Linked DNA regions of Homo sapiens: region 1 is linked to region 2. The links are chromatin loops, found by intact Hi-C in ENCODE. Cell type or tissue: endothelial cell of umbilical vein. All regions are shown on one strand.

Region 1 (2,500 bases), 150 kb after region 2:
AGCATTTTACATAAATTAACATAAGAACTTTGTCAACAAAGTACTATTGTTATCCCCATTTTACAGATTTGAAAACTGAGGCACAGAGAGGTTAAGTAAATTATTCAATCACACAGCTATAAAATAGTGAAGCCAAGATTGCCACCTAGGCACATCACTATACTTTAAAAAAAATAATATTAGTAATAACATTTTGTTATTAACATTTAACATTTTATTAACATTTATTATTGTTATTATTACAAAATGTTCTCCAAGTTGGAATCCAAGTTGGAAAGTGGGTAGTAAAGCACAAAGGAAACTTGCTTCTTAGAATGTATTAATGAATCTCTTCCTTCTCTTCAAACAATCTTCGAGTATTCAACTTGCATATTTAAGTAGTGGTCAACGTTTAATATTTGACGTCTATATCCATATCTATCTAAGTATAAAAAAAAATTTTAAAAATGGACATTCTCACATAAACCCTCTGTATAGACTCTACAATCTTTGGGATTCGAAATTGTAGCTTATGAACTCGCCATTTTTTTGTTCTTAAATTTTCTGTCTTTTTTTTAAATTGATATGTAAGGGCTGACTTGACCTGTCTTTGAAGGAAGCCTAAACTAGGAAGTAAAGGCAAGTGAGAGGAATAAAACTAGACAGAATAGCTGTGATGGAAGGATTTCTAGTAGCTGTAAAAGCAATAAGACATGTGAATAAAGGAGATAAAAAGTTTAAGTCAGAAACACTAAAAGATAAAAGGAGTTTAAATAGTTTAAACATTCTTATATGAGGAGAAAAAATAGGAATGTTTGGAAACAAATGTCAATCTATGAAATCAGAAATCAGGATTAATTTTTATAAATCAGAGAAAAAGAAAACTTAAAATGTCTACATACATATATACATATATTTAGGAAAGAAAAATTGCAGTCATTACTATTTTATCATTTTTTCCTCAGAAAAATGATGGGAAAAAAGAAATAAAAAGTCAAAGAGATGAATAGGGAAAAAAGAAGCAACACAACAAAAAGAAAACAAGAAAAAATATTGATGGGGCAATATTTACGGAGAAATTCCTATGATTTTTAATGACTAAATGCCACAGATACATAAAATGTGAGAGGAAGGCAGAGCTGAGTCATTCCCACAGCTGGCTGTTGAAGAAAAGGCTGTAATGTTTCTTTATTATGACAATTGACCAGCCAGATAATTTATGATTCCATAAGTTACGGGTGCGGGAAATGGAGTGGAAACATACAAGGGACTCAGCAAACTGTAAAACTGCATTGGCTTTATCAGTGGACTCATGTTGAGTCCATCTAGTTGATGAACATCCTTATCAGCCAGCAAATATAAATGACTTATGGGAATAATATTTCAAGGCATAATGACACAGCTATATCTAGTATTCTTCTAAGATCTGGGTTATTAAATATTAAATATCAAAGCTGTAAATTATAGTAGCAGTTTTATATAACTAAATTAAATTCAAACAAAACCTAATTTCCTTAATCATTGGCTGTAATCCTCCAGGAACATATGCTATTAACTCAACTACAAATGGCACAGAAATTGTATGACTTCAGTTAACTTATTTGATATGAAATTCTAATCCAGGGCAGACTTCTCTGTAAATCTCCTACAGGGATTTTAATACCTCGACAATCATATTGGCTTTTTACAGAGTAACTAATCTTTTCATACTCTGATTTCTTGCTCCTTTATTCGATTTCTTTTTTTCTCTCTCTTTTTTCTCTCAAAGCATATTCTAGATCAATTTTTAAAACAAACTTCCTATGGAATTTTAAAATTTTTGTCCAGAGTTATCACCACAGTTATTATAACCTGGGATTTTGTACGGAGAACTAATTAAACTTAGCTGGAAGTATTTATAGCTCCAATTTACTGTTTATGGCCATGTATGTTAGGGCAAACCCAAAACAGTAAAAAATTGATCAGTCTAATCTGGCTCCTTGTCCCCGTGGCCAAATGTCTATCACAGAGTTTGTTCAGTGATGAAGTGCATTGTGGCTATTGTAATTGTGAATAAATGGCTGAAGTGAATTAATTTTGTTCTCCTCTTGGCTAACTGTTAACCATTTTTTGAAAAGTTCATTATGGTCATAGAGTAAGTAATTTATCATTTAGAATCTAAAACTGCTTGAAAGTAAATTTTGAAAGGGAGGGAAGTATCAAGTCATATGATAGGGATATACACAACTGTAAGAAAATGAGAGTCCCCAGACAAATGGATGCCTGGGAGGTTTGGGCCTCTGTTATTAACCAAGGTAAACAGTGGTGTGAGGCATGGGAGAATTAGTCTTGCTAGACTCTTAAAGGAAGGAGGGTAACTATTTCAGGTTTTAGTACTGAATGTCAGGCTTTCTGAATGTGAGGATGAAGTAGCCCAGGTCTTCCTTGAATCTAATAAGATTCCCATCTTACCATTCAACAAGGTAGCCTGGTCTGCAGATGAGACAGTTGCTTTCCTGGAGAGCAAAAGGTCATAACTATT
Region 2 (2,500 bases):
GAATACTGAGAGAGAGCTTTGTGCTGTTCACAGCTACAGCTGTCACCGATTTTTCATCTACAGTAAGGTCAGCCAGACAAAAAGACCCAAGACAACACATTCAGTAGCGTCTTTGTTCCCATCTCAGCCTAAAAGATATAACTTCTTGTGGTGATTTCCAATTATGGCCATAGTGATTTTTCAGCATATTATTGGTTTGGATTAATTGTTGGTCATATGGGAGAGTCCTTTCAAGCTTCTAAAATAAAACAAATGTAGCCTCTGTTAAAAAATGATGTTAACCCCAAAGCTTCAGAGATAAATTCCCTAACTTTCCATGCTGGAACCTCCACTTTGTTTTGTGGGGAAAGGGATTCATTATTAATTCAAAATGAATTTTAATCATAAAGAACCTACTCTGTTATTCAGTGTTTGATGATATAAATTATTATTGAGATCCTTTCTCCACTTTGCTCTGTTTTCCTTCTGAACTTTTTCTCCATCCTTTTTCCCCTCCAATGGCTAAATAGGATCAATCTTCTATTTATTAGGTACTTAAGGAACAGTTAGTAAACTAAGGTTTAAGGATTATTCAACTATCAGTGGAATCCATCTTCTAATTATTTATGGCTATTAAAATGTAAAATTTTTGCGCGCATCTTCTTTCCATTTATATTAAGCATAATAGAAGGTAAATTTTAAAAAGCCAAGGAACTTTTATTCCTATTCTTCCATTTTTTTATTTCAAAGATATGATTTGGAGATAGTTTTCCTCTTTCTTGAAACATTTGATATATAAGATGTTTATTTTTGAGGATTAAACAGAATCAAGAGTACCAACTTAATTTGTCCGGTAGGGCTTCTCTTTTTTTTAATGTTGAACTTCAGCTTGAATGGAGATCAGTGTCTTCTCTGTTTTCTTCCCAAGAGATTGTCTGATGTTCTGTCTGTTTCCAGAACATTCAATTTTATAAAAAATTCCAAGAGAAGGAATTTTACCTGTACCAGGACCTGTGCGAAACAGCATTTTCCTTGTGTTACTCTTTACCTTTCTCTGTTACTCGTGTAGCTGTATACTGAATAGAAAGAGGTAACACAAGCCTTCACAGACCTCAAAATCTATAATTAAGAACTGTATCTGACAAGGTTTTTTTTTCTCCTACTGACAAATAAATGACACTTTTTAAAAGAATATTACAGGAAGAGTGTTAAAAAAAAAAGGCAAAAGGGCAAAAATTGTTTCCTCTCTTCTTCGTGGCAGAACACAGAGAGGTGAGTCTTTTTTTTTTTTTTTTTTTTTTTTTTTTGGTAAGTCCTTACAATGAGTACACTGTTGACTTGGCATGCAGATCAAAAGACTGACAGATTTAATTCATGTTTCTATGCTATACAAACAATGACATGTACAACCCAATCTGGGCTGCTTTCAGCAAGTAATTGAAGGTAGTGCAAACACAGACTTTAAAAGATCAGTGGTGCACAACTGAACTGTTTGACAGAAAGAGATCCGACAGCGCATATTCTTTTTGCTGTTTCGCTGAGATTCCTCTTTGCCTGCCCTCTGCCCTGCCCTTACCCTCCTGGAATTAATAGCGACTGATAGCCCGTGCATTGTGTTAACGGAAATGGACACACACGCGCTGTGTATTAACTCCCTTGTCTGCTGCCGGGTGAAGAGATAAGCTGTGAGAGTGCACAAGAATAGTCTGAAGACGTCTGGAAGTTAACCATGAGAAATCAATGTTTGCATAAGCTTCCATTACACAGGCGGTACTTTTGCTCTATAATGGGGATGGTCTGGGTAATAAGGTAATAAATTCATCCACAAATATATAAAGGATGACCCTGCAAGATTTTGACATGACATTTTCTGTGGATCTAACTTGGTTGGAAAATACAGGAAGCATTTGTCTCCAGTAATTTGTGTACTTGATGTATTTTTTTTTTCAAATTGCATGGTACCAGCAATTTGGTTTTTAAATACAATAGTCTTTGAAAAGTACTGAAGAAAATGAATAGAAAATTACCAGCATCATAGCAAATTATCCCAGGTCAACACATAATGCCTTCATTTTCTAGATGTCTCAATTTAGGCGGCTACTTTGGGCATTTTTGTGTAAGGATGCTTATAAGTATTCCATATTTAATAATACATTTTCTGTTGCATGTTACCGTAGGCTAACATCATTGTATGTGTATCTTCCACATTAAGATTTCACAAGAAATGGATTTAAAACAATGTAGCCAGAGGCAGTGTTTTTGCCTGAATGTTTCAGATGAATTATTTGTTCAAAATTCTTGCCTTTACTTTAGGGTCATAGATAATTTCTTATGATTCCTCCTCAGTTATAAAACAATCATTGCTTTATACAAAAAAGTTTTAAAATGTGGTTTCTAAGTTTTTTTAATGCCCAGAGTTTGAACATTTGGAAGTTATCTATCCCATAATAATTAATTGGCAAATCTGTTTAAGAATAGTTGGTCTTGCTTGTGACTGCCTTAAAAAGATTTACATAAACAA

Evidence for each region. Hi-C counts contacts between places; a loop is a spot of excess contacts. Peaks named below come from ENCODE experiments on the same cell type or tissue, not always from the same donor. Only the 100,000 strongest peaks of a DNase experiment are listed, where the experiment ranks them.
Region 1: a loop joins it to region 2, with 2.0 times the contacts of the local background. A loop is called at or near these places in 1 of 110 quality-filtered maps.

The regions. Positions count from the first base shown.
Region 1 is chr10:61,474,311-61,476,810 of GRCh38, reverse strand. All of the region lies in intron 2 of TMEM26-AS1 (TMEM26 antisense RNA 1), which reads right to left. Among named protein-coding and RNA genes, the nearest start is that of TMEM26, 22 kb to the right of the region's middle. In endothelial cell of umbilical vein, no CTCF peak of the experiment used is centred here; a DNase peak (open chromatin) is centred at 1,190; H3K27ac peaks cover 992 bases.
Region 2 is chr10:61,620,832-61,623,331 of GRCh38, reverse strand. No RefSeq gene overlaps it. Among named protein-coding and RNA genes, the nearest start is that of CABCOCO1, 41 kb to the left of the region's middle. In endothelial cell of umbilical vein, no CTCF peak of the experiment used is centred here; a DNase peak (open chromatin) is centred at 1,531; H3K4me3 peaks cover 170 bases; H3K27ac peaks cover 1,254 bases.